Regions from separate parts of the Homo sapiens genome. Here region 1 is linked to region 2. Evidence: chromatin loops called from intact Hi-C (ENCODE). Cell type or tissue: upper lobe of right lung. All regions are shown on one strand. Each heading gives the region's core, and the rest is flanking DNA. Links, peaks and the distances in the headings are about the cores only.

Region 1 (14,540 bases), core at 3,071-11,070, 52 kb before region 2:
CGGTGCGCGCTCGCCGCGGCTTCCCGGACTTGGAGTCGGACCCCGTGCGCTTCCGCTTGGGCTTCGCCGCCGTCGCCGTGCCCTGCGGGGTGGTCCCCGCGCCCCCCGGCGCCGCTGCACCTCCCGGTGGGCCCTGGGCAACGGGCGAGTTCTCGCGGGGTCCGGGGGCCGCTGCCTCGTCGACGGTGGCTCCGGGGGACGCGTCGGTCTCAGCCGCGCCCTGGCAACCCGACCCGCGGGCCCCGAGGCCGCCGCCGCCTCCCCGCGCCTCCTCCGCGCCTCGCGCCGCCTCCGTCTCGGGCGCTTCGTCCTCGTCGTCGTCCTCGTCGTCGGGAACCTCGTCCCCGCTGTCCGCGCTCGGGCTGTGGCCGCCGCCGCCGCTGCTGTAGCCGTTGGTGTCGTTGGTCTCGGCCTCCCCTGCCTTGAAGGGGTCGCCGGCGTCTGCGGGAGGGAGGGACAAGGACAGGGCAGGGCAGTTAGGACCGGCCGGTTCCCAGATCCCGCCCTCCGCGCGCCCCGCTTCCTCCCCCAGGGTTCCCTCCCGCCCCCTGCTCAGCGCCTCCTGCTTCGTCACCCGCCTCCTCTCTCTCTCCTTCGCTCTGTCGTTTCCCTCCCCTCGGCCTGTCCTTCCCTCCCGCCGCCCGCGTCTCCTCTCGGTCCCTTGCTTGTTTCTTTCTATGGAGAGGGTCCCCCTCGCCCCGCGCTGCCCGTTCTCGCGGCGCCGGGCGTTTTTGCCTGAGCGGGGCTGGACGGGTGCTGCGGGCCGGGCCCGGCTGCGGAGATCACAGCGGAGTGGAAGCTCTGATCGATCCGCAGGGCTGATACACACTTAATTAAACTCATTTTGTGTAGTGTACAAACTAGTTAAGGCCATTTAATTTATTTCGGCGTATATTACCCCCCAATTACCGCCGGCGCAGGGCCAGCCAATTGCCGGGCATTTAATAACAGGCCCGGCGGTGGGGCCGGAGCCGGCCGAGAGAATGGGGCTTGGGGGACCCAAATCCTATGCCCTGGCCCCGACCCTACCTCAAGCCTCCAGGCCCTGAGCTTCGGTCGCGAGGGTCAGCCCCGGCTCCCCTGCCCGCGCCTCGGCCCCTGCGCAGAGTTGCCGCGGGTAGGGCCCTGCTCGGCCTCACCAGGAGGGCTGGGCGGGCGTGCAGGTCGGAGTGGCTCCCCGCGGCCTAAAGGCCCGGTCGGCCGAGTCTGAACAGCAGCTCCGCATCCTCCAAGCAGAGGCCCTGAAGTGACTGCATTTTGAGTCTCTGAAATTTGGAAGAAAGCATCTCTCCCAGGCAGGGTCGCCTATGCCCCGGCACTGGGGGCCTAAGTCAGGAGGAGTCGGGGCAGGTGCCCTCCACAGAGCTGCCCAGCGGCAGCCGCGGCCTGCTCTCCGGCCAGGTCGGAACCGAAATCTCCGGTAAGAAATGACCAATCGCTCCTGTCAGATTCCTCCAGGGCGACTGGCCACCTGGCATGGAGGCCAGCAGGTGGTCTGGGTCCCCGCGACCCTCAGCAGGAGTAGGATCCGCCCCTAGACGACCGCGAGCGCCGTCCCAGCCCTGCCCCGGGTGCCTGGCCCAGATGACTCCCCGGCTGTAGTATGCGCGCGCCTTCCCGGCTTCAGCGGGATCCCGGCCTTCCGCCCCATAGACTCCCCGCAGGTGGAGGCTCTGAGCGCAGCCGCCGCAGAGTCCGTAGGGTCCCCTCCACTCAGCCGGATTTGTTCGCCCTCCATCTCGGCCGACCCGGAAGAGGCCCCGCGCAGGTGCGGCCCGCAGCCTCCAGGCGCAGAGCCGGTGGCCGCGGCCCAGCCCGGTCCGCCCCGCGCTGTCCTCCCTGTGCTTCAGTAGGGCCGGAAAGTTGGAGGGAGGAGGAGGGGACACAAAAAGCAATCAGGAGCAGGTCGAATGCAATTCGCGATCAATAGCGGCCCCTAATAAGTGTAATAGGTTTTAATCGAGTAATTATCCGAATTTTGACCCTATAATTTAGATGTTCGGGGGGAGTTTGCAAGGTGCTTGAAAGAGATATGCACGCGCCGTAATGGGATATCGACCCGACCGGGGGCGCGGGCCGCCCCATTACCGGCCGCTTTCCGCCGCTAAGCACATTTCCCCTTAACTGTAATCGAAGGGATTTAATTGTTTTTCCAGCGATAACCAGCGTTTTGTCACAATTAGTCTGATTTGTCCAAAAAAAAAGAGAGAGAGGGAGAAAGGAGGGAGGGAGGGAGGCCTCGGGCGGGCACAGTGGGGGCGGGGAGGTCACGGGCCAGCCACCGCGAGCGGCCCCTCGCCTCCTGCACCAACTACCCTTCTAGGCCGGAGACGCGCGGAGGCGAACCCTGGACCGGCCTCACAGCCCTGCAGCCCCTGGGCCTGACCCGGCTAAGCTTCTCCAGAGGAGCCTGGCGATGCAGGCCCTGCAGTCCGGGTCGGATGGAGGCCACGGGTGGGCTGGTGCGGACCCGGCGCTCAGCGAACTTTCCACGGAGCCTCGGCGTGGGCCAGACCCAACTCGCCACGGTGTCCCAGGGTCGTAAACGCATAGAAGCCTCCGGTCCCCCGTCCCTGCGACCTGGTGCCGGGCGCATCCTACTCACTCGGCGGCTCAGCTCCGGCGGCTCCGACTCCCCCGGCGCCGGCGAGGGCGCGGCGCTCCAGCTCCTCCGCGCGTGGCGGGCGTCCCGAGGCGGCGGGTGCAGGGGCGCATGGGGCCGAAGCGCAAGGGGCGCACGCAGCGGGAGCCACTGGGCCCAGCAGCACGCAACGACGCCTCCTGCTGTTGAACTTGTTGGGGTCCAGGATGTCCAGTACCGAGAAGGAGGTGGGGCGCAGGGGCGCTGCGGGCCGGGCCGCTCCAGCCCCCTCGGGCGCCGCAGGCACAGTGTCGCTGGCCGCGAGCGGCGGGGCTCCAGCGCGGGGAAAGGCCGGCAGCTCGGCGCGCCCGTCCATAGCTTCCTGGGCAGCGGCGGCGGGAGCGGGCGGTGCGGGCCCCGAACCTGGCTGGGGAGGCGGCGGTAGCGCGGGAATGTCCCCAGGAGCCTCGGGGCCGCTAGCGCTCATGCCGGCCTCCCGCCGCTCCGGCGGCTCGGGCCCCGCCACCTACTGGGCTCCCATCCCTGGCGGCCCCCGCACCTCCACACGACCCCGCGCAGGCGGCCGCTGCTCCGCTCGCTCTCGGCGCCGCGCCCTGCGCTTGGCCGGTGCTGCCTTCGCCGCCGCCTTAGGCGCCCGCGGCGCCCGGTCCGCGCATTTATGGCAGCCCCGCCGGAGGCGCCCACGCGCCCACACGCCGAACACACGTGCGCCCGCAGGCGGCCGCGGGGCTCCGCCGCCCTCGTTAGCGCGCGCGCCTAATTGGCTGCGAACGGTCCCGGGCCGAGGAGGCGGACCCCGCACAGGACACACGGACGGAGCCGCCGGGCGGGACGAACAGACACGCAGCCCGGAGCCCAGAGCGGTCCGCAGGCGGCTGTGGTGGTCAGCGGCGCGTCGCTGCGCCTCCGCTCGTCCGGAAACGGCGCGCCAGCCTCCTTGGCTAAGGGGGAGGAGACAGCCCCGGCTTTTAAATAATTGCGGGATCAATCTGCGGCGGGGCCGCAGCGACCCCAGGGCGCGCGGGCCAGCGAGCGCCAAGAGTTGGCTGGGACATCCCGGCGCAGGATGCGGTGACTGGCCTGGCCTCTCCTCCGGGCCCCCAGCGCGCAGGGCCCTGAGCTCCGAAGGCTCCCACAGCTCTGGCGCCCCTCGGCAGTTGGGGTGGGGATGGGGGGAGAGGTTCTCACGCGCGATTCTCCGAGTCTCCGCCGGGTCTGCAGCCCCCTCCCGCGCGTTCCGTGGGTCTCGGTCCCGCCTCTCTCACTTGCTCCCGCTTGGGGTCTCCTTTTGCGTCTCCAGGGTCTCTCTTGCTCAGGGTCTGTGCCCCTCCATCCCTTCCCACGCCCGCCCCTTTCACGTCGTCAAATTAGGGCCCGACCTGGAGTGCCAGCAGAGGGGCGGAGCCGGCGGTCCCCGGGCCGCTCATTAGAAGTGGAATCGAAAATGAGAGACTGCTTGTCCCTCTTAACCCGCCCCCAAAAGGGGGACCGACAAATTGCACACACAGCAGGCGGCCTACATAAAATCGATCCTCTTCAAGTAAGGAGAAAATGTGTGTTTCTTCCAAAAAGAATACGACAAATGCCCCCTTCTCCACATCTGGATAAATAGGAAGCCCCGCGGCCTGAGTCTTTATTTGGGTACGTTTTATCTACAGCGGCGGTGTTTGCAGGACAGGGCCCTGCGGCCCGCGGCCCTCGGCCCTCGAGGATTGGGCCTGGCGTCCGGAGTCCCAGTGCGGGATCGTGGTAGCTCCCCGGCGGGTCGCTCCTCTCCCTCCTCCTCCTGCCCACGCAGCGAGCAGCCAGACGCAGGTGGACCCTGGTGGGCGCCGGCAGTGCGAGCGCGCGCGCTTCTTCAGGGTGTGAGCGCGCGGGCGCGTGCACCGGCGGGTGTGCGCGCCGCCTTACACTGCGGTCCCCGGAGCCTGTTCCGCGCGCAGGGCGGTCCTTTGCAATTACCGCGGGCAATGATCCTTTGGAAGCAGAAATTAAAAGTTGGGAGAAATAATGGTGGACCGATCGGCTGTAATTTGGGCCAAGCTCGGACACGCTGAGCCCCAGGGAGCCTGGAACTGGTTGGGCGGGGCGGGGGGGGGGCGCAGGGCTTCCCGTCCCTCTTCCCCTCCCCTTCCCCTCCCCTTCCCCTCCCCCGCCCTCCCCGCTGCTGGTCCATCCCGAGATTCTAATCAGGTCCACAGCACCGTGTCCTTCCTTGCCAGGACTTGATTATTCTTTATCTTTAACTTATAAATCACCTCTGGGGAAGGAGGGTGGGTAATCTCCCATCGCAGGGAGGCAATTATCTCCTTTGCCCACACCTTGGTCTTCACTCTCTCCCCCTCCCCCAGCTAAATTTGGATATAGAGGTGCACACGCCACTCACACACACACTCGTTCACAAGTGCGTAGCACACACAAGCACCCAGCATCCGTTCACGAGCATCCGTTCACGAGCACCCAGGCACACAAGCCCTGCAGAGCCCTCACAAACGCGCTGGCATCCCTGCATCTCCCTCTTCCCCGCCAGCGCCAGCGCCAGCTCCGCGCTGGTGTTGGTTCCTCTTTCACTGTTTCCCGAGGAGGGGCACACCAGACACTTTCCAGATTGCTGCGCCCCCTCCCCAGGAGACCGCTGGGTGGCGGGCGAGGCCTGGGTCGGGGAGGGCCGGGCAGGTCTCAAGGGCATACCCCTGACCTGGCTGCCGGTCTCCCTGCAAGCACAACCCACTCAAAGCTTCCGTCCCTGCCACGGCCTGACCTCAGCCAAACATCTCCCACTAGTAGCCACACACCCACCCTGCCGGGTCCCAGATAGTTGGAACACCTGCGCGTGAGGAAGGGATGGGTAATGGGCACACAGCCCTCTTAGTACAACTTTCAAAACGAACACAATCACATGGAAAAGATGTTTTATACAACATAGATGAAGTATGTATGATGGTTGTCGCTAAAACATAGTAAATATAACACATTAAATACGATAGGGAATAGCATAACGGAATTGCGTTATAATATACAATTATGACTCGTTTCCCAGCAAACACGTGCACATCGAGCACTGCAGAATGTTCTCCCTGATGGGGGCGGGGGCTGGCCAGGGTTGAGTGCCACTTTGACGAAAGCACGTGGCTATCTGAAGTTTGTGGGCCCCAAGGTTCTCCTCGAGCCTTCCCTCCCCTCCCCTCTCTGCCCCACACCATCCTCGTGTGAGCCGCAGCGGGCAGGGTAATGAACTTCGAAGTTCTCAGTCAGGTTCAGAGGAGCAGGGGCCGGGTGGTGGAGCCTGAGGGGACCCCCGGAGCTACACAGGGCACCTCCCGTCGCCTCCCCTGGGAAAGGCTTGGAGACGGCATCGCTGCATGCTCCCCTGCCCCACCCCTCCCCCATCTCTGAGGAACAAGGTAAGCCACAGAGATGCAGGGCACCCCTCCTCCTCTCTCAGATCCCCAGAAACATACCTCCCCTCCCCGATCTCAACCTAGCATGTCTGGGGCTATAAAGACGTCCTTTCACTCCTAATCACAATTGATTGTCAATTAGACCCCCATTTGTGCAATCTCTGCCCATCTGCCATCTCGGGTTATCTCCAAGACACCAGCTTCACTTGCAGGGCCCCAGGTGGGCACTGACAGGTGAAATCAGTGCCGGGGGTGGGCTGCCCCTGCCTGCCCAGTGCACAGGAAACATTCCCTCCATTGCAGAGCTCTCCCCTGCTGCAGGTCCAGGTGGGGTCACGATGGGCTTGGGTGTGGGCGTTGGCAGGAACACGCCTGGGACAGGAGCAGAAGTATGGGTGGTGGTAAAGGGTCTTAGAAGGGAGCATGAGGAAAGGAGTGGGTGGGAGCTGAGACTTCGAGGATTTTCTCCCCAGCATTAGAGGTTTTTAAAGTTTGAGGGACAAGAGGAAGAGGGGGAGCCAGCCACCACTGCCACGAACTCAGCATGGGTTTATGAACCACCCCCCGCCGCATTTTTTTCATCTGTCAATTGTAGGGGTTGAGTCCCATGCGAGCTTCCAGGTCCTGATACCCTCCCCTCATGGGGTGAATGATGACGACAAGGTCACAGCCTTTTACTTGGTGCATGGAGGGAAGTCCCTTCTCTCTTTGCCTGGAAAGCTTTAGCTGGATAGGCTGGAAAGGCAGCAGGGTCCCAGGGGCTCTAGGGTTGGGCAGAGGCATAATCACCTCCACTTTGTATAGTGTTTGCCTCGTGCGAAGTGCACTCCACCCCACACTTGGCCCCACAGCCTCGCTGTGCACCTCCTTGCATCGGCCGGACGGGGGCGGGGGGTGCGGGCGGAGGACGGGGAAGGAGGCTCCTGTGTCCCCTCTTCTCGCCCCTGCACACACTCGCGCCACGGCGACCCATGTTGATCACCGGAGTTTGGGAAGTCAGAGGGGAGCCCTCTGCTTTCAGGCCTGGGTTCCTTCTCTAAGATATGCCCACTTAGGGGCCTGTGACTCCTCCAGAATGAGTGTACCACACTCGGGACACCAGAAGCGAGAGGGGACACAGGCTCTGACCTCGAGAGCACGTCAGCTCTGGAGACCCGCGGCCCCAGCCTCGTGTGCCTCCGCACAGGGCAGCTTCAGCACTGCGAACAGCGCCAGCACCGCGGACAGCGCGCTCCCACCTCGCCCCCGGAGGCCACGGGCTCGGGCCGTGTTCAGCACCGCGGACAGCGCCAGCAACTCCGAGGGTCTCCTGGCCTCCAGCCCGCCGTCTCTGACCTCCCTGCCCCGCCCTCGACTCCTTCTCAAACTTTGGGATGCCCCAGGGGAGGAAGAGGGCGGCAGGCTGTGTGTGGAGTCTTGGCACGGCGTACATTACACAGCCCGATCAAAAGCCAGCCCGTTCACCTCGACCAAGCCAGCATCCACCAAAGGGCCAGAAGTTTACCAGGCCGCTCACCGCGTGGGCTTCCATTCTCCTACCTGCAAGCTGCGCGAGTTAAGGAGGGAAAGCACGTGGCACAGGGCCTGGCTTCTGGCGAGGAGCCCACCAGAGATGCAAAGGTGAGGCTGAAACCCTTTAAACTTAAAAACAAGAAGATACAAACAATTGGAACAACTGGGGACATGGGTGCTATGTGGAGGGCAGGACGCCTGGCTTCCCATCAGGGCTGCAGAGGCGGCCGCGGCTGGCTCCCTCTCCCGGGTGCTGCTGGTTGAACTTGGAGAGCACCCTGGCTCCTGAGGGTTTACCGACCACAGGGTCAGGCCGGGGCAGGGATTACCACCTTACAGATGCATAGCCTGAGGCCAGTGAGGACCCACGCTGTGCTCAGTGCCCCTGGCCGGTAAGTGGTAGGATTTTTATGTGAACGCTGGGTTCCTTTCACACAGCGTTTTTCATGTGCAAAGTCATAGGTAATTGTGTGACTGGTCTCTGAGAGAAAGCATCCAAGCCCAGAGGGGTCCTTACTCCTCAGGCTCTGTCCCTCCAGACTCTCTCTTATTGCCCCTGCCCTCTCTGGCCTCTGCCTGCCACTGGCTACACTGCATGGGGCAGCAGCATGCCCAGGTTGGAGCCTGCCTGGGATGGCCACATTCCCTCCCTTGTCCCCAAGCTCCTGCTGGTACTCAGGGCTTGAAGCATAGGCATTCTCCTGTCTGTGGCTGCCACAGTCGTCTAGGGGTCTGTGTGGGAATCACCAGAGTCATGTTGCCTGGAGACACATGGTCAGGAGACCCCTCCTGAGTGGGGGTCTGGGGGTGCCTTGGCCGCCTGGCCTCTGCCTGCCACTGCCCCAGACTGGCTGCCTCCTGTCTGCTTTCCATCATTCTAAAATGTAAATTGAATAGTACTCCTCCCCTTCCAGAAGTGCCAGGGACCATGTCTAGGCTCTGCAGCCTGGTATCAGGGGCCATTCCTGGCTGGATCCTTCCAGCTATCCTGTATGCTCCCTAGGCCTGTACCCGGTACTCCAAGCCCCTCCCTGTGCCTGGATGGCCGAGCTGTCCTCTCTGCTGGTGGTTACTCTGAGCCCCTCCCTGTGCCTGGATGGCCGAGCCGCCATGTCCTCTCTGCTGGTGGTTACTCCGAGCCCCTCCCTGTGCCTGGATGGCTGAGCTGCCATGTCCTCTCTGCTGGTGGTTACTCCGAGCCCCTCCCTGTGCCTGGATGGCCGAGCTGCCATGTCCTCTCGGTGCCCTTAGCCACTCACTAGTGCACATGCATCATCCCTGCTCCCCTTCGTGGCAGCACCACCTGGAGGCCACCCTGATTTCCTCAAGTAAGGCAGGTGCCATCCTGTGCACCCCTCCAACCCAAGCTTTCACAGTTCTGCCTTAACACGTCACGTGACCTTTATCTGTTCACTGGCGGATCCCCCCCCCGCCCCCGTGCCCCCGAGACTGTAGAGGCAGGATGCAAAAGGCAAAAGCATTCTGGGACAGGGAAGAGTGAAGGGCCCAATGCTGGCAGGTGGGGCAGTGTTTCAGCCTGTGCACCCCACCTCCACCCTTTTAGTTGTCTGACATCCTGGTCCATCTGTCTAGCCCCTGGGCAGGGAAACGGCTCTGGCCACCTTGACTCTGTCCTCCACGAACAGTGTGGTCTGGCACTGATCCATTTTCTCCGTGTGGGCTGGTGGACCCCTGCTCTGGGCTGCTGTGTCATGGCTTAACTTGGAGGAACTTCCCTGGGCCCCCAGAGACACCTGGGAGCACACTACCCCCTCCTCCATGGCTGAGCGGCTGGTGGGATTTACACCCCCGAGCTGCCCTCGGATCAGGCCACGGGGGACTTTACAGAGAGGTATTTTTGTCCAGTTCTGGCTCTGTCTTTCCTGGACTCCCTCTTGATATCCCTGCCTTTGGTAAGTCCCGGGCATCTGAACACATCTGAATCCCTGCCTCTGGCTCGGCTTTGTCTTCCCCAGAGGCGGTGCAGGAAGAGGATGGAAACAGAGACCTGGGGAGTCCCCTGCACAGGGGGAGTGGTCATCCCTGCCATGCTGTGGAGCTTGGCTCCAGCTCAAATCAGGAGCCAGGATGTGTGGTGTGCATTCACAGTAGGGCCCGTCTTCCCTCATTGCAGCCCCATCCAACTGGGGAAGCGTTAATTGAATCAGCAGTGTGACCCATGGGAGAATTTACCCACAATTCTCCTCCCTTTACCCTCTCCGCAATCCATGGCCTTCCTCTGGGGAACAAACACTTCCAGCCACGCTGAAGCTGGTCTTGGCCCATGACCCGCAGTGGGCAGAGTGGTGAGGTGTGGGTTCTGAGCTCAGGCCATAAGGGCCCCCTGCCGGTTGGAGACCCCCCTCCATGAGAACGTGCTGCAGGGAGCAATTACTCCCTCAGCCTGGGACTTGGAATGAAGGCGTGGAGCCAACTGGATCCAATGCGAAGCCTTCATCCTGATGAGCCCACCAAGGGCAGACACACTGAGCCGACCACAGCCCAGAGCAGGAGACGGTGCCGCTTCGACCCTGTCTTCGGGGTTGTTACCCAGAGGCATTGTAGCAGAGACCACCCGCCTGGAAGAAGTGGTGTCCCTGGCCACTGCAGGCCGCTGAGTCTTGGGGTTGAGAAGACGTGACTTCAGCACCACCACCGTGCGTCTGCCTGGAGCCCACCCTCTTACCTGGCTCCCATCTCACCTGGCTCCTCTGCCTCAGTTTCTCCCTCTGTGACAGGGTTCCATGCGTTCACCTCTATCCTCCCCACCGTTACCCCAGACGCGGGTGCCAGCATTTCTTCCAGCACGCCGTGCCCCACGAGGAGCCCACTCCCCCGTTATCACTCACGGGGCTCCTCGTGGCTCCTCCGACAGGGTGGGCACTGTGGCGGTCGTAAGGGGCAGGGATGAGCGCGCTCAGGGAGACCCCGCGGTTACCGCAGCCTTTCAGGGAGGAGGGAGGCGGCGGATGCGGTCTGGGAGGGCTCCAGGCGTGAGAAGGCGGCCCTTGCCTGGCGCAGGGGAGCAGGGAGCTTCCAGGGTGGGTGCGGGGAGGAAGGAGGAGTAAGGGGTTAGAGGCCAGGTACACAGCAGGTGCTCAATAAACGAGTTCGGCACCGTCATCCCGCCCTGCAGGGCCGCTCTGGGTTCGGAGGGCGCGTAGGGAGGGCGGGTCAGGCCGCACAATGAGCTTAATTGAGGTTAATGCCTCCCGCAGCTCCGCGATTATTAAATTATCATCATCACGCGCGTGAATCATAATTAGGAGTTTGAGGAACGCTCCTGCGGAAGCCTTGGAGAGTGATTCTGGCGCCACCGCCTGCTTGGGGCCGCCCGCAGGGAGGGAGTCGGGGTGGGCGCGTGTCCGCGGGAGGGAGTCGGGGTGGGCGCGTGTCCGCGGGAGGGAGTCGGGGTGGGCACGTGTCCGCGGGAGGGAGTCGGGGTGGGCGCGTGTCCGCGGGAGGGAGTCGGGGTGGGCGCGTGTCCGCGGGAGGGAGTCGGGGTGAGCGCGTGTCCGCGGGAGGGGTTAAGGGTGGGCGCGTGTCCGCGGGAGGGGGTAAGGGTGGGCGCCTGTCTGCAGGAGGTGGGTGGAGATGGGCGCGTGTCCGCGGGAGGTGGGTGGGGGTGGGCGCGTGTCCGCGGGAGGGGTTAAGGGTGGGCGCGTGTCCGCGGGAGGGGGTAAGGGTGGGCGCCTGTCTGCAGGAGGTGGGTGGAGATGGGCGCGTGTCCGCGGGAGGTGGGTGGGGGTGGGCGCGTGTCCGCGGGAGGGGTTAAGGGTGGGCGCGTGTCCGCGGGAGGTGGGTGGGGGTGGGCGCGTGTCCGCGGGAGGTGGGTGGGGGTGGGCGCGTGAGCACGGGCTATTGCGCGCTCACGTGGCGCGCCCCCGGCTGAGCCCAAGGCCGGGGTCTCAGAAGGCCCCGCCCACCCCGCAGCGACCCCCCCCCCACGCCCCTCGCACCGCCGAGCCCCTCCCCCAGGGGCCGTTCCCTTCCGGGCCTGCACCGCCCCCGCAGCTGCCCTCCCCCCAGAGCAGCGCCCGCCCCCCTCCTCTCGGCGGTTGGGAGCCGGCCCCGCCCTCGCCCGCTCCCCGCGCCGCCCCTACATTTTCTGATTCTCTGCGACCTTCGCGGATCCCCCCGTCCCCTGCAAAGCCTCGGCCCCTCCCGGCACCCGCAGGACCCCGTGAGTGGCGCGTGGGTGTCCGTCCCGCGCGTCCGACCTGTGATCTCCGAGTGGGTGCGTGCGCCTGAGACCGCGCGGTGTGTCCGAGTGTCCGCATCCACGTGTCCCTACGATCGTGTGCATTGCGGGGCATCCACGCGTGTCCGTGTCCGTGTGTGACCGCACGGTGCATGCCAACCACGGCCTGTGTGAGCGTCCGGGCGTCCGTGGGTTTGTGCGCGTGGATGCGTGTGTTTCTGCTCCTGGCTTGAGCGTGTCCGGGGCCTCTGTCGTGGGCCTGTGGCGGGGCCCCTGGAGTGGGCCCCCTGGTCTCCGGCCGGGCTGCAGTGCCATGTGCGGTGTCTGTGTGCGACTCAGTCCCTCGGCCCTGTCCTTTGGCCCCTCCCCCTCACAGCCTCGTGGGCTTGGCCAAAAGGAGCCCCCCAGAAAAGACGAGGGATGTAGAGTCCAGCGTCCCCAAGGCAAGAGACAAGTCAGTCACCCCCTCCTCTTGAACGGATCCTCCTATCCCACTTCCAGCACTTCAATTCTCCATTTATTTTCCTCTCTGTTGCCGAAACATATTGAAGGGGAGAAAAAGGAAACATTAAGATCCACTGTGAGCTGCGCGGAGGTTTAACGATTTCAAATGAGGCCCGGCTCGGGTGAGGACCTGACAATTCCCCGTCAGGATGGCAGATGACGGCTAAAATTACCCGGAATCAATATTCTCACCGGGTGTCCCGGGCTGATAAGCTCCGCCAAGACAATGTTGACTATTAAAGTCGACAGCTTGAGATATTACACTATTAGTTATGCTATTTTTAATAATCTATAATATTTGGGCTATAATTAATTAATTATACGGGTCAGATAATATCTAGGGCTGGAATGAGGTCTGAAGGACCCATTACGGTGGTAATGAGAAAGGGGAAATCTAATCTGGGGACAGGTGCTGCGAAGGCCTGGGATACTGCTGCCCGCCTCGCTGGCCTCGTCCCCACCAGCAGGCCCAGCATGGCCCAGCTTCCTCGGACGCAGCCAGTGGGCACGTCAGGCAGGGTTGCTTGAGGTGGGGCCCTCAGCGGGCCAGGAGGACTGAGAGGCTGGGGTGGAGGGTGGGACTGAGAGGCTGGGGCGGAGGGCGGAACTGAGAGACTGGGGTGGAGGGCCCGCCCGCCTGTGTTGCTGGCCTGCAGCTGCAGACTTGGCCGGGGGGCGGGGGGGCAGGTGCCCACGTTCTTGGCTCTCTTTTGGGGCCTGGAGGGCCCCTGTCCCCCTCCGGCTTTCCTGTCTTTCTCTGAAGTGAGGGCCTGGCTGGACCATTCCCTGCATGTGTGGAGTCCAGTCCTCACCTCGAGCTCCTCCACCACCACCCCACACTCAGAGACTGAAACCCATGCCGGTAGCCAGAGTCCATGGGGCCGGCCGGGACTGCCCTGCCCACCCTTCCTCTCCTTTTCCTGGCTCCCACGACCCCACCGCACGGCCTCCCTGCTGCCTGAGGGGTGAGCGGGCCAGCTGCCTTCGCACTGGCTGTCCCCTTGTTCTGAAGTCACCTCCTCTTCATCTTCTCTTTGACATGAATTTCTCTGCTCTGACATTAGCTCTTCAGAGAGGCTGGATCCTGGCTGCCCTGGTCAACCCCCTATGCCCGCCAAGACTGCCCCCCAGTGCAGGATGTATTGACTTGCTGGTGGAATGGAGGACCCACACTGGCTCCGCAGTCCCGGGTCGTGTGCCTTTCAGGAGTGCTGCTGTCCCATGCCCAAAATCAGGACACACATGGTGGTCTGGGGTGAAATCTGAAGACATCACACATCACAGACACTGCAGCTTGGCGGCTGCTTTCCCCCTCGTCCTCAGTGCTGCAGGCAGCCTGGTGCCTGCAAGTGGCTCTGGTGAATGCAGCCCTTCCCTTGCTGGGCTTCCTAGTGGGGGCCTGGAGGTGCGGCCCAGTGAGTCTGCCCTGCCCAGTAGCTGTGGGCCTCAGACGCACCTGTCTTCTGGCAGCCTGAGGTTCTTTGGAACCTCCTGGCGGGGATCCAGGGGGCTTCAGCGGGGCTGGCTCGCTGTTTGAAACTCCACACCACCCCTTCCCTGTCAGGCCAGGCCGATCCCCTGCCCAGATGGCCCAGGTCCTCCTCACTGTCTCTGGGCATGGTGGCCGGGCAGTGGGCACCCTGTCTGTAGGGAATTTAAAACAATAGTGAGGCCAGGCACTGTGGCTCATGACTGTAATCCCAGCACTTTAGGAGACTGAGGTGGGCAGATCACCTGAGGTCGGGAGTTCGAAACCAGCCTGACCAACATGGAGAAACCCCAACTCTACTAAAATTACAAAATTATCGAGGCATGGTGGTGGTTGCCTGTAATCTCAGCTACTTGGGAGGCTGAGACAGGATAATCACTTGAACCCGGGAGGCGGAGGTTGCGGTGAGCCAAGATCACACCACTGCACTCCACTCCAGCCTGGGCAAGAGCAAAACTCCATATAAAAAAAAAAAAAAAAAAGTGAAAGCAACAAACGGGCTGCCTGCTTCCTCCCACCACAAGAGACGTGCTTCTGAACAATGTCCGTGACCAACACTCCTGCCCAGGAATGTGTTTTGACGGTCAAAGCTTGCAGTGGCGGCTGTGGGTACTGCCGGGTGTGTGCATGTGGACAGGTAGCATATGAGCATGTAAATGTCCTTTGCTAAGTGTGTGCCCTACACGGAAGCGAGTCTATAGAATCCCGGTTCACAGTTGCTTGTGGCCTGCCGATGCGGCCACACGCGTCCATTTTGAGAGGAGGCCTGTGGTTTGGGAGCGCGGTTCAATTTCAAGCTCAGCTCCTGTCCCCACCCCACCCCAGGTCCCA
Region 2 (14,540 bases), core at 3,911-11,910:
GAAACTCAGGAGAGTAAAGTGCTCAAGGTCACACAGCTTTTCAGTGGAGGAATTTGGATTTGGATGCACATATGTTTCCTTGATCAAAAAGCATAGCTTCCCTGGCCCTGTAGCCTGTTCTGGGGCAGGAGTGCTTGAGCCCCTGCTCTTCATGTTATCCTACCATCATCAGTAGTGTAATGCTATGTTACCTTCCCTCCACTATCGAGAGGGAAGTGGGAGGTGCCAATGTGGGGACACCATTACAGATGTGGCTGCAGAGGTGCGGTGGGGGTCTTTGTGTGCTCTAGCAAGGATGAATGACCTCCTTGGAGACAGAGAGAGGGGAGTGGGAAGCCTTCTACCTCTGACACCTCTCCCTAGTAAAGGAGGCATGAATAATCTGATTGCTCAAACTGTAATCTACAAAATGCCAATTGGGCCTTGTCGACCAATGGGTGGGGCTGTGATTTGAAAGGTCACACATATGCATGGGTGCTCTCTCTTTTTCCCTCTCTGTGTGGCAGTGGTATGGGTGAGGGGACTGTCCTCTCTAAAGTCACATCTGCAGGCTGTACAGGAAGCATGGTGTTGGTATCTGCTTCTGGGGAGGCCTCAGGAAGCTTCCAGTCATGGTGGAGGGCAAAGGAGGAGCAGGTACATCACATGCCAGAAGAACAGAAAGACAGAGAGAATGGAGAGGAGGTGTCACACACTTTTAAATGACCAGATCTCATGTGAACTCAGAGGGAGAGTTCACTCATCACCAGGGTGAGAGTCCAGGCCATTCATGAGGGATCCATCCCCATGTTCCAACCCCTCCCACCAGGCCCCATCTCCAACTCCAACCTTAGGTATTACAATTCAATTTGAGATTTGGGCAGGACAAATATCTAAACTATATCAAAGATATACATTGGTTCAGCCCGAAAAGGTAGGAAATCTCAAAACAGAGGCTTACAAGTTTTACTAGTTTGTTTTCACACTGCTATGAAGAATTACCCAAGACTGGGAAATTTATAAAGGAAAGAGGTTTAATTGACTCACAGTTCTGCATGGCTGAAGGGGGCCTCAGGAAACTTACAATCATGGCAGAAGGGGAAGCAAACACATCCTTCTTCACATGGCAGCATGAGAGAGAAGTGCCAGCAGGGGAAATGCTAGACACTTATAATACCATCAGATCTTGTGAGGCTCACTCACTATCATGAGAACGTCATGAGGAAACTGCCCCCACGATCTCATCACCTCCCATGAGGTCCCTCCCCCAACATGTGGGGATTACAATTCAAATTACAATTCAAGATGAGATTTGGGTGGGGACAGAGAACTAGACCATATCATTCCAGCCCTGACTCCTCCCGAATCTCATTTTCTCACATTTCAAAACACAATTATGCCTTCCCAACAGTTCACCAAAGTCTTAACTCATTTCAGCATTAACTCAAAAGTCCAAGTCCATAGTCTCAACTGAGACAAGGCAGGTCCCTTCTGCCTATGAGCCTGTGAAATCAAAAGCAAGTTAGTCACTTCCTAGATACAGGGTGGGTACAGGCATTGGGTAAATACATTCATTCCAAATGGGAGAAATTGGCCAAAACAAGGGGCTGCAGGCCCATGCAAGTCTGAAATCCAGTAGGGCAGTCATTAAACCTTAAAGTTCCAAAATGATCTCCTTTGGCTCTATGTCTCACATCCAGGTCACGCTGACACAAGAGGTGGACTCCCACAGCCTTGGGGAGCTCTGCCTCTGTGGCTTTGCTGGGTAGAGCCTCCCTCCTGGCTGCTTTCATGGGCTGGTGTTGAGTGTCTGTGGCTTTTCCAGGTATATGGTGCAAGCTGTTGGGTGGATCTACCATTCTGGAGTCTGGAGGACAGTGGCCCTCTTCTCACAGCTCCACTAGGCAGTGCCCCAGCGGGGACTTTATGTGGGGGCTCCAAACCCACATTTCCCTTCTGCACTGCCCTAGCAGAGGTTCTCCGTGAGGGCTCTGCCCCCACAGCAAACTTTTGCCTGGACATCCAGGCATTTCCACACATCCCCTGAAACCTAGGTAGAGGTTTCCAAACATCAATTCTTGACTTCTGTGTACCCACAGGACAAATACCACATGGAAGCTGCCAAGGCTTGAGGCTTGAAACAATGGCCTGAGCTGTACCTTGGCCCCTCTTAGTTATGGCTCAGGTGGCTTGGATGCAGGGCACCAAGTCCTAGGCTGCACACGGCAGGGGGCCCTGGACCAAGCCCATGAAACCATTTTTTCCTCCTAGGTCTCCAAAACAATTTTTTGCTCCTAGCCTTCCAGGCCTGTGATGGGAGGGGCCGCCATGAAGGTCTTTAACATGCCCTGGAGACATTTTCTCCATTGTCTTGGAAATTAATATTCGGCTCCTTGTTATACAAATTTCTGCAGCCAGCTTGAATTTCTCCCCAGAAAATGGGGTTTTCTTTTCTACTGCATCATCTGGCTGCAAGTTTTCCAAACTTTAATGCTCTGTCACCTCTTGAACACTTTGCTGCTTAGAAATTTCTTCCTCCAGACACCCTAAATCATCTCTCTCAAGTTCAGAGTTCCACAGAGCTCCAGGGCAGGGGCAAAATGCCACCAGTCTCTTTGCTAAAACATAGCAAGAGTCACCTTTACTCCACTTCCCAACAAGTTCCTCATCTCCATCTGAGACCACCTCAGCCTAGACTTCATTGTCCATATCACTATCAGCATTCTATTCAAAGCTATCCAGCAAGTCTTTAGGAAGTTCCAAACTTTTCCACATTTTTCTTCTTCTTCTGAACCCTCCAAACTGTTGCAACCCCTGCCAGCTGGCCAGTTCCAACATCACTTTTATATTTTCAGGTATCCTTCTAGCAGTGCCCCAATCCTGGTACCAATTTACTGTATTAGTTCATTTTCACACTACTGTAAGAATTACCCAAGACTGGGTAATTTATAAAGGGAAGAAGTTTAATTGACTCACAGTTCTGTATGCCTGGGGAGATCTCAGGAAACTTAAAATCATGGTGGGAGGGGAAGCAAACACATCCTTCTTCACATGGTGGCAGGAGAGAGAAGTGCCATCAGGGGAAATGCCAGACACTTATAAAATCTGGTGAGACTCACTCACTATCAAAAGAACATCATGGGGGAACCTGCCCCATGATCTAATCACCTCCCACGAGGTCCCTCACCCAACATATGGGGATTACAATTTGAATTACAATTCAAGATAAGATTTGGGTGGGAACACAAAGCCAGACAATATCACGAGTCATAGGTAGATTCAGAGATCCTTTAATCTGCAATTGATTAAAGGAATAAAACTTTGTCAAAAACCAGAAAGGAGTGTTTAAGATAAGGATGGTATGTCAGTCAGCCACAATATGCCCTGCTTAGCAGGATCAATGGCCCGCAGGTGGGACTTACCCTTGCCTGGCGTAGCTTTTGAGACCTGTTTATAGTTTGATATCTTATTCCCATGAAGAGTCTGTTCTGCCAGTCATGTGATCTCCAGATCTCCAATGATCTCTAATGACCTCTAATGTTTAGGCACCAACATTAATGCCGGTCAGTTGTGGCTACACTCTAAAAAGGAGAAACTAAAACGGGGTGAGTTCCACCTCCCTTTCCATCATGGCTGGGAGCCAAGTCTTTAAGGTTTTGCTGGGGTTCCCTTGGATAGAGGGGCTCCATTTATTTGGTGAGGAGCTTAGGATTTTATTTTTAGTTTACACTCTGTCCTCTCTGTTCTCTGTTTGTCCTCTCTGTTCCCTGCTTGTCCTCTCTGTTCTCTGTTTGTCCTCTCTGTTCCCTGCTTGTCCTCTCTGTTCCCATTTGTCCTCTCTGTTCCACGTTTGTCCTCTCTGGTCCATGTTTGTCCTCTCTGTTCTGTGGTTTGTCCTCTCTGGTCCATGTTTGTCCTCTCTGTTCCCTGTTTGTCCTCTCTGGTCTCTGTTTGTCTTCTCTGGTCCCTGTTTGTTCTCTCTGGTCTCTGTCTGTCCTCTCTGGTCCCTGTTGGTCCTCTCTGTTCTGTGTTTGCCCTCTCTGTTCTGTGTTTGCCCTTTCTGTTCCCAGTTTGCTCTCTCTGTTCCCTGTTTGTCCTCGCTGGTCCGTGTTTGCACTCTCTGTTCTGTGTTTGCTCTCTCTGTTCCCTGTTTGCCCTCTCTGTTCCCTGTTTGCCCTCTCAGCTGTGTATTTGTCATCTCTGTTCCGTGTTTGTTCCCTCTGTTCCCTGTGTCTGGTTCAGCTTCCATGCTTGCCCTGTGCTATGCAAATCCCACCCGGCCCTGTAAGACCAGTCCTCCTCTTTCTCCCTGACACTTCCTAGATCCTACTCAAGAGGTCTCCCATCTCGGCTCCTCTGGGTGACTTTGCTTGTTTCCTCTCCCTCTCCAGCTCAGCCCCCCATGGCCTAGACCAGGGCCCCCACCCCAGGGAGTCCCTGTGGCTGTTCCTTTCATTTCATCCAGCTGGGTGCACAGTGGCCCGCTCTGCCCATAGGGTGGCCCCAGGGTCCTGTCCAGTGAGGTCAGGGTCCCTGGGAAGTCATGGAGTGTAAGGCAGAACCCCTCCCTGAGTCCAGGTGGCCCAGTAGAAGGGGGCTTGGAGGAAAGTGTGGGGGCTCTGGGGCCTTTAAGCCTCAGCTCCCTGCCTGGCAGGAGAGCCTTCCCCAGTGGTGTCTGACTTCTCCTCCATCACAGGGGACTAAACATCCTCTCCTGGCAGCGCTCTGGGGGGTGGTGAGTGACTGGGGGGGCCTGGCTGAGCAGCCTATCCTCCCCTAACAATGAGCCACATTGTCCTTCCCACAGGAGGGGCTCATGCAGGGCTGGGCCACCAGGACCCCAACATCTGCCCAGCTGGCCTGTGTGAGGTTCCTTCCGATCTGTCCTCAGCCTGGTGGAGAGGGGAGGAGGATGGAGACGGGGGAGGGAGGAGAGAGGGAGAGGAAGGACACTTTGGCCTCTGGAGGTCCTTCTGCCATGGATGCAGGTGGCTGAGGGGACCTTAAGGCCACACAGGAGAAGCTGCGGGCTGGTGCCCAGGCCTGGCTGGCAGGACCTGTGCCCAGCCCCCGGGACCTCCCAGCCCTTTCCGAGCCCACACAGTCTGTGTCAGCCACCAGAGCCCCCACCCACACTCACGACCATTGTTAATTAAGACTGTCTGCATTATAGGGCTAATTAACAATTAGCATAAACATAATTAGCCAGCGCTGACATTTAACTCATTACATTGTTTAAATAATTTTCGGAAATTGCCCCAGCGGCATTCTGTCAGCTCGCAATAAAGGCGCCACTTTGTCATGTAAATTAAATGACATTTGTGTTGTTGCTGTCCCACCGTGGGAGACGGTCGGCCACATCCCACCCTCGAGGCCTCCCGGTGCGATCTGGCACTCGTCCTGGTCCTGCCCCCACCCCCAACTGGTGGCGAGGTGGTGCAGCGGGAGCCCCCAGGCCGGGCTGCCAAGAGAACTCCAGGCCAGAGGACAGACCCGGGCTAGCCCTGCAGTCCCGGCCTCTGCCCCCCAGGACCCTGGCAAAGGAAGTTCCTGCAACCAGTGGGCAGCGTGGATCCCAGTCTCAGGACTGAGGGAGATCCTGGGTGTCGGAGAACGAGGAACCGAGGTCTGGGCCTGGAGAAGCCTGTGGACTCCACTTCCAGTCAGTTCCAGGCATCAGTGACAACCAGGACGTCCTGGACACCTGGCCGAGTGGCTTCTCCCTCAACCTCCCATGCGGACCCCCATCTCTGAGTGGCCCTGGGGCTGGGGTCCTGGAGGAGGTGGCCGTCACCTGTGGGGAGCTGCCCAGCCAGCCCCGCCCTGCTCTGGGGAGTCCTGGTCAGCAAGGGACCCTGATGACTAGGCCCTACGGCGACCCCCTCAGCCCCAACTTCCAGCAGCCCCTTCCTCTCCCGCAACTCCCCACCACCTTATGTCCCCGACTTCAACCCAGACACGCAGCCCCAGGATCCCTGGCTATCCCTGGGGTGGGGACAGCCCGCAGCCCAGCCAGTAATGGGCACAGAGCTGATCCAGGGGCACGAACATCAAGGTGCTTCCCCTTAACCCTGCCACTGAGTTCACCTCCACAGCGTTCACACTGACTGACTCTCCTCTCTCCCCGACGTCTGCACCCCAGGGCCCCAAATGCCCCCCATCAGACAAGGCCGACTTGGGGCAGCTGGAGGTTGGGTCTGAGCTCAGAAATGCTTCCCACTGTCTCTGGCTCTGGCCAGCCAGATGGGCACTCACGTTCACTCACTCAGCTACTCCTTCCTTCCCACCTTCCTTCCCTCCTCCCTCCTTGTTTTGTTAGTTCTCTCATTCATTCATTCATTCATCCATTCTCTCATTCCTTCCTATGTACTTTTTTTTTTTTTTTTTGAGACTGAGTGTTGCTCTCTCACCCAGGCTGGAGTGCAGTGGTGCAGTCTCGGCTCACTGCAACCTCCACCTCCCGGGTTCAAGCAATTCTCCTGCCTCAGCCTCCTGAGTAGCTGGGATTACAGGCATGCACCACCATGCCCAGCTAATTTTTGTATTTTTAGTAGAAACAGGGTTTCACCATGTTGGCAAGGCTGGTCTTGAACTCCTGACCTGAGGTGATCTGCTTGCCTCGGCCTCCCAAAGTGCTGGGATTATAGGCCTGAGCCACCGCACCCGGCCCCTTTGTGCTTTTGTTCAACCAATGGACAGCAGCTGTGGGCAGGGCTCAGCACAGCCCCCAGGCCTCCCTACCACTTGATCCTGACTGCCTGGGTGGGAGCCTTGCCTCACCTCCAGGGACAGGCACTGGTCAGCACTGGTTCCACCTGCCCCCCAGATGTCCTCTGCTGTGTTCATCCCGCAAGGCAGGCCTGGCCTTGCTCTGTGAGGTGGCAGGACGCCCTTTGCTGTGGGGCTCTGGGTGTCCACCTACTCTGGGTTGGGCCAGGTGAGCCCCAAGGCCCCTCTCACAGAAGGTGTGTGGACCCTTGACAAGGCCAAACGGGTCTCCCACCACCTACTCCCACTGGTAAGTACCCGCTGAGGGAATAGAGAAGGCAAACAGGGAACAGAGAAGGTGAACAGAGAACAGAGAGGGTGAACAGAGGGAACAGAGAGGGTGAACAGAGAACAGAGGATGAACAGAGGGTGAACAAGGAACAGAGAGGGTGAACAGGGGACAGAGAGGGTGAACAGGGAACAGAGGGTGAACAGAGCGGGTGCTGCTCTGTTGCCCATGACAGCGACGAGGCAGCGTCTGAGAGTCTCCAGCCCTGAGAATGATGATCAGAGCCTCAGATGAAGTCTGAAACTCCAGACGTGGCGGCCCACCACCCCCCTCCTTCCCCGTGCTTCCCAGACAGGGCAGAGTGGCCCACAGTGCCCGGGACGGCTAAATCAAATGGCCCCGAGAGTTGTGGGGCCGGTTCTGGCTGTTAAGTGCTTGTCAGCGCCCACAGGCCCTCTCACGACTCTATAAAATTCCCAAGAATTATAGGAGTGCCAGGGTCACATAATTCACTGCACAGTAGATTTCACCTGGCGGCCAGTAATTCATATTTGTGGCGACAATATTGTTTTCCACTTTCTAAGAGTTATCGCCGTGTCTCCCTTCCAGGTCACTATGGATATCAAAAATCAATTTGGAAAGATGGATACTGTCAGGGAATAAAGCATGAAGGCAGAGGCTGCCCTCTCGCCTCCATCCGTGCTCCTGAACCTTGGCGGGGGGCTCTGATTGCTTGCCGGGACTTGACTGGGAAATCGCCAGGGATTGTTCGCTTGCAAGGGTCAACTTCTCCCAGGAGGCTTCCCTCCCGCCCCGCCTCCCTCCAGTCCCAGCCTGCGCGATGCCGGCGGCCTCTGCATCCCGGTCCTGAGCACACTGGGGGTGACCTGACCTCGGTCTGTGCCCGGGGGGATCCGGGGGTCTTTGGAGGCTGCTCTCCGACTCCAAGTGGGGGGAGAAGCTGCTACCCAGGACCCCACTGAGCTGGCCCGAGGCTACCGGGCAGCCCCCAGTGGCCACCCACTGGGCTTCATGATACTGGATGTGGATTAAGGAATATTGATGTTTGCTCGTCACGGAGGACACACTGTGCACGTGTGGGGTCTCCAGAGGAAGGAGAGGCCCAGTCCCTGTGCTCAGGGCCCAGGTGCACACACACGTTGTCCCCCAGCCAGGGAAGGCCCCGAGACACTGTGTTCCAGCCACAGGGAGAGAACAGAATGTGCGCCATGTCCTATGCTGCTCCCGTCACTCCTGAGCCCGTCCCAGCCCAGAGGAGCCACACTCAGGGGAGGCGGGTGTCAGATCAGAAAGCACTGGAGTCCCCTGCGAATGGAGCGTGAGAAGGGGCTTGAGGTTTGATGTTCCAGCCCTGGAGCTGGGGAAAAGGAAAGGAGGCTTGGAGAAGGACCCCCGCCCCCAGCATCCTCCAGCCAAGGGCTGGCGGCAGCGTTTCATTGAGACTGCAGAGTTATCACGTCGCCCCCCCACAAGCCCCGCGTGGGTCAGTGTCCAGCATCCGCAGAGGACAGCCTGGTGGGCGGCCCCCGTGGGGCTGTGTACACAGGCGGTGGGAGTGGATGGAGCGTGAGCCAGCCAGGGAGCCAAGGCCTCCACCAGTGTGGGGGGTGGTCGTCTGTGTGCTGGTGGCGGGCTATGCAGGCGTGTGTGGGGAGTGCAGGTGTGTGTGGGAGGGTGTCAGGTGTGTGGGCATGTGTTGCTGGTTGTGAACCTCCCAGGGGCTGTAAGCGTGTGTTTTGGCAGCTCTCTGAAGCCCCTTGTGTGGGCTCCACATTCTGCTTGCAGTTGGGGTCCTGGGAATAAGCCGGGCCTTGTGGCGGCCGTGCTGGCAGGGCCTGAGAGGGCTCCGGCAGGGCCCCCTGGGTCAGGAGCCCAGAGCTGTCCTTCCCTCCGGCTCTCAGAGGGGCCAGCTCCTGTAGCCTGCAGCCAAGGCCGCAGAGCCTCCCCCGTGGGCCCCCAGCCTTTTCTCTCCTCCCTGGCCGCCGGCTTCCTGCGTACGCTCCAGCCACGCTGACCTCATCCCTGCCTGCTTCGGGCCTCTGCACATGCCATCTGCAGGGAGCACGAGACCCACAGCTGTGTGGAGCTCACTGCTCCCTTGCTGCGGCCTCAGCTCCAAGTCACTTCCTCAAAGTGGCCCCCATGCCGACCGAGCTGAACCGTTGCCCCCTCCTCGCCAGGCAGCCTGCCCTCTCCCGTCTGTGCCCCTCTCTCCCACCAGATTTCTGCTGCAGGAAGGCAGCGACTCAGTGCCCACAAAGCTTCATGAAATAAGTGCAGGAGTGGGGCTGGGGTCCCAGCTTTGTCTGGGCCTGGGTTCAAACCCAAGGATCTCTGTTGGAGGCAGTTTCTGGAAACCCAAGGTCCAGTCGGCGCGTACCTGATTCACCACTGTCGGTCTCTGGACCCCTGTGCTGTGGGCAGGCCCTGGGGGGTGGCTGGTGGTTGTGGGGTGCACCGTGTCCCCAGGCATCCCCAAGGGAGGGGGCAGCCGCAGCCCCCTGACCCCGTGGCCGACACGGCTCCCCCACCCCTGGTCCTCCTGCTGCCAGGCCTTCTGCCCCCTCCTACCTCGGGTGTCCCCTCCCCAGCCCCTGCCCTCCCTCCCCGGAGGGCCCCTCAGGCCCCTCACTCCTGCCACTGCCTCTGCAGGATCCAGTGTTCCCCCAGCCAACCCGAGAAGACCAGAAGGCCCTGGGAGACCCGAGGGAATGTGGGTGAAGGTTGGGATTTCTGCACTGTGCAGGACGGGGAGACACAGAGGCCCCGGAGTGCGGCTCAGGGGGCGCCGGCAGCCCCACAGCGTCAGCAGGAAAGGAGGCCATGGACACCAGACTGCCTGGCTGCTCCTTCCCTCTTCTGGGCGTCTGATTGCCCAGGGTGGGAGAGGTGGACAGTTAATTAAAAAGCAGCTAATAGCGGCCCTGGGGTCGGCTGCGTGGGTGCTGGGGATATTGGCCCATGGATCACTGTCCTGTGATTGCTGCTCGTGCCCACCCCGAGGGGTGAGGGTCCCTCTGGCTGGTCAGCGCGCCGGCTGCCCCCGCACCCTGAAAGGAATTTAATTCAGGCTACATTTAATTAGGAAAAGAGGGCTTACGGAGGATCATGAAGTTGAAACCTCTTTTAAGAATGGAAATAAACTCTTTCCTGGTCCTCGGCAAGCCAGACAGAGACCCTCAAAGTCAGGTGTCATCGGGCACTGGGTGGCCCGTAGGCTGTGTGGGAGGAAGGCCAGAGCTGGGCTGTTAGACGTCCTTGGTGAACCTGCCGCTGAGTGGAGGTGAGGGGCGGGTGGCCTGGCCGAGCCCAACCCTTCGCCTTCTGATTGGTGGGCAGTGTCCCCGCAGGGCTGGCTGGGGCCACCTCCCTCTGCCAGCATCAGGTCCTTACGTATCAGGATCCGAGGGCCTCTGGTCCTGCTCCCCCCACCCTCTGGGACTCACCCGTTGAGCCCACACCAAGGGTGGCCTGTGTCAGCTCTGCCTCCGGCTGGACCCTGACGGACACAGGAATTGGCTGTCTCCTGTGGGTCACCAGGCTCCGTGCTGGGTCCCAGGGCACAGGCGGTTGACTCCAGCCCCTGCTGCAGGCTGTCTTGAAGAGGATTCTGAGCAGCTGGGCAGGGAGGGAGCTCTGAGCGGGAGTGGAGAGGCTGGGGTGGAAGGGCCTCAGGTGGAGCCTCTCCCAGGCTGCAGCGGCCTCCCCAGGTTGGTGCTGTGGTCCCCACCCCACCACATGGGACAAGCCCTGCAGGCCTGAGGCCAGGCCAGGGCCTAGCAGAAGCCAAAACTCACACACATGGGTGGAAATGTAACAGTTTACATCCAGAAGGGGCCTTTCCCTTAGGGGCTGTAGCCAGCGGGCAGCTCCTGCCTCACCCCTGCCCCTGCCCTCTAAGCCTGCTCTCTGGACTAAAGCCGGACCTGGCAGCCAGACTGTGCGGTGCTGGGGAGGAGACGCCGGGCACTGTGGTGGAGGGGGCCAGGAGAAGGGATGTCAGAGGGCGGGGAGATCTGTGGGGGCAGCCTCAAAAACAGCTGGACAGACAGCCCAGTGCAGGGGGAGCCGCCGAGGCCTTGAGGGAGGAGACTGGGCCAGAGCAAGGGGCAGGAGAGGGAGGATGCGTCCGTGGTGGTGACCAGTGAGAAGGTCCCTGAGTGGCCAGGCAGACTCGGCAGGGGTCCCCCAGAGTGGACAAGTGGGCGGGGCCGAGGTCTGTTTTGGGGACGAGGAGGACAGGGCAAGCCGCGCAACCTTGAGTATGAGGACCACTCTCATCTGTAGAAGGAGCACTGTGGTCCCTGCCTCACAGGGTGCTGAGGAGGAGGAGGCGGGGAGGAGCCCAGTGTGGCCTCAGCCCCTGGGGGCATTTCCAATCCTGCCTCTGGAGCTCGGCCACCCCGAGCTCGGCCCAGCACCCCAGCTCTGCTCCCTGCAGACTCTCCTGCCCTGGCTCCGTGCTGCTTTCTCTGTCTCTCCAGGCCCCATCCTCTAACTGTGGGCACCCGGTGCTGCCCTGACCCCTCCCTGCCCTGTCTGCACTCATCCCTCATCCACACATTGAGGACCCCAAGTGGGTGCCTCCAGCTCCACTGGCTCTTCTGAGCTTGATGACCCCCACGGCTGGCCCCTCACCCTCACGTCAGTGCCCCCCACCACCCCATCTTCACAGACCTCTCAGTCTCTGTCCTTGGCGTGTTTCTGGAATCCACTCATCTGCCCCCACGGCCTCCCAGGGCCTGGTCCCTGCACCTGCCACGGCCTCCTCGGGGCCCTCCCGCCCCACTGCCCACACCCTGTGCCAGCTCCTTCCCAGTTTGCTCCAAGTGCAGCAGGCCGGCCTCCCTGCCTTGGTGTGGGCTCTATGCCGTTCACTTCCTGGGCCCCAGAGCCCAGGACAGGACCCTGCAGGTGGGTGCCCCTCGGTGCCCACCCGCTAAGCAGTGAGCAAGGGCCCTGAAGCTTGTGTGGTCCAGAGAGTCCACGCGTGGCCACTGAGTGCCACCCTGGGACTAGGGACAGGATGTGGGGTGGCCGCTGGGGAGGGGAGTCCAGTGCTCCACAGGGACTTACTTCACCTTCCATGAAGTTAAAGGTGGAGTGGGGAAGGCAGAGGTCCCTGGCCGGGGTGGGGAGAGTGGGCAAAGGATACCGGCCCGGGTGGGGAGAACCCTTTCTGATCCTCCTCACAGACCCCAGGCCCCACCTGGGGGCTTCTGTCCATTGGCTTCGGAGCTGCAGCCTGAGACCTTGGCCTCACGGCCCACTCTGGAGTCCCCCCACTGCAGCCTCCCCCCTGCCCCACCTCCGCCACACACACAATCACCTCTGGGACTGTGGCTGTTTCCAAAATTCCTGGGACCCAGGGAGGCCACAGCACTGGAGGACAGCCACCAGCAGGTGGGAAGCGGGCTTGGCCGGGGCGCTGCCCGTCCCGCCCCATTGGTTCGTGTGCAAGCAGCTCTTGAGTCCACCCCTCCAGGGGCCTGCAAGTTCATTTGCTTGTCTTACACCTGGCAGCCCTGAGCACTGAGGCTTGATGAGGCTAAGGAGAGCTGGAGGAAGACCCTATTGATTTTAATTACCCAGAAACAGCCCACAGGGACAAAGGACTTTGGCAGTTTATTTAGCCAGGCTGCGCTGCGCTATTGTGGAAGGAGAGGTCAAATCAGCCGCCCTCATTATAACTATAATAATAAGGCCAAAACGCTGCTCGGGGCTGAGGGCCTTTTTTTTTTAAAGCAATAACCTCACTGCCCCACCCCCTCACGCCCCTCTTCAGCAGGCTTGAACAACCAGGAGCAATTACATGCTGTCGATATTAATTCAATTAAATCCAGGTTATTTATTGGGTATTATGGAAAAGGATTCTCTGGCCTTACAGAGATGGGGCATGACTGAGGGAGTGAGCAGGATACAGAAGCCTCAAGCAGAATTGACTGTGGGCATGGGCCAGAAAATCAGCACATCTCCAGGAGGAAGGTAGAGAGCGTAGGGCACTGTGGGGGCTGCTTGCGTGGCATTTCTTCTGGGACTGGTACAGAAGAAGATCAGAAGGTGTTTGAGTGTTTGAACCCTTCTAAAAAGTGGCCTTGTAGAAGACCGAGTGGCCTTCAGCAAGTCATTCAGTGCTTCTCTTTACCTTTGACTTTGCAGCTGAAAATTGGTTTTGGATGATGATGATGATGATGATGATGATGATGACAGTCATGGTGGTGATAAAGGAGATAACGAAAGGGTTGATGGCAGTGACAATAATGGTGATGATGATGGATGATTGTGAAGATAATGAAGAAGATCATCATTGGGTTGACAATAGTGACAATGGTGATGGTGATAATGGTGTTGATTGTGATGATGGTGGTGATGATGGTGATTATGGTGATGGTGATGATGATGGTGGTAGTGATGATGGTGGTGATGGTGATGATGATAGTGATGATGATGGTGGTGATGGTGGTGATGATAGTGATGATGGTGGTGATGGTGATGGTGGTGGTGGTGATGATAGTGATGATGGTGGTGATGGTGGTGATGATGGTGATGATGGTGGTGATGGTGGTGATTATGGTGATGATGATGGTGGTAGTGATGATGGTGAAGATGATGGTGATGGTAATGATGGTGGTGATGGTGATGATGATGGTGGTGATGGTGGTGATTATGATGATGGTGATGGTGGTGACCATGGTGATGACGATGATGGTAGGGATGATGGTGATAGTAATGGTGATGCTGCTGCTGATGGTGATGGTGATGGTGATGATGATGGTGAAGATGATGGTGATGGTGATGATGATGGTGACTGTGATGATGATGATGGTGATGGTGATGATGATGGTGACTGTGATGATGATGATGGTGATGGTGATAATGATGGTGGTGGTGATCGTGGTGACCATGGTGATGACAATGGTGGTGATGATTGTGATGATGGTAGGGATAATGATGATGATAGTGATGGTGATGGTGATGGTGATGCTACTGATGATGGTGATGATGATGATGATGGTGACGTTGATGATAATGGCGATGTTGATGATAATGGTGATGATTATGTTAATGCTGACAGTGATGATGCGATGCTGCTGCTGATGGTGGTGATGGTGGTGATAATGTTGGTGGGGATGGTGTGAATGATGATAATAATGATGGTGATAGTGATGATGGGGATGATGATAATGGTGATGATTATGGTGGTGATGATGGGTGAATATGAGCAATGATGATGTGAGAGATAATGGGAAAGACATCTGCCTTGCTGACATCAAACTGTTGCCATTAGATTAAATGGGATAATGGGTTTTTGAAACCTTGGTAGAGCACACAAGTACAAGAGGCTGTGAATGAAATAGGAGACACCAGGTGGAAGGCCACGGATGAGCATCAGTGCCTGTGGCAGGAGGGCCATAAAGGACCCCACATTTGGCGCCCAACCTTAAAGGGAGAGCAGGCCACCGGTACTGGTGACACCTTCCACTCTAGGCTGAGAATGCAGGGTCCAGAGGAGGCCCCCAGTGGCTGTCAATATCAAGGGACA

The links. Hi-C counts contacts between places; a loop is a spot of excess contacts. Peaks named below come from ENCODE experiments on the same cell type or tissue, not always from the same donor. Only the 100,000 strongest peaks of a DNase experiment are listed, where the experiment ranks them.
Region 1: it touches region 2 in a loop (2.4-fold over the local background); 3 of 110 quality-filtered maps call a loop at or near these places.

What each region holds. Positions count from the first base shown.
Region 1 is chr4:1,403,375-1,417,914 of GRCh38, forward strand. It overlaps NKX1-1 (NK1 homeobox 1), which reads right to left and starts at 3,068. Exons shown (of 2, transcript NM_001290079.1): 1 at 2,606-3,068; 2 at 1-441. The coding sequence starts at 3,068. RefSeq lists silencers at 1-141, 7,087-7,381 and enhancers at 2,429-3,019, 11,777-12,450. In upper lobe of right lung, for the core only: no CTCF peak of the experiment used is centred there; a DNase peak (open chromatin) is centred at 7,257; H3K27me3 peaks cover 7,507 bases.
Region 2 is chr4:1,454,362-1,468,901 of GRCh38, forward strand. No RefSeq gene overlaps it. Among named protein-coding and RNA genes, the nearest start is that of NKX1-1, 55 kb to the left of the region's middle. In upper lobe of right lung, for the core only: no CTCF peak of the experiment used is centred there; a DNase peak (open chromatin) is centred at 8,500; H3K27me3 peaks cover 5,406 bases.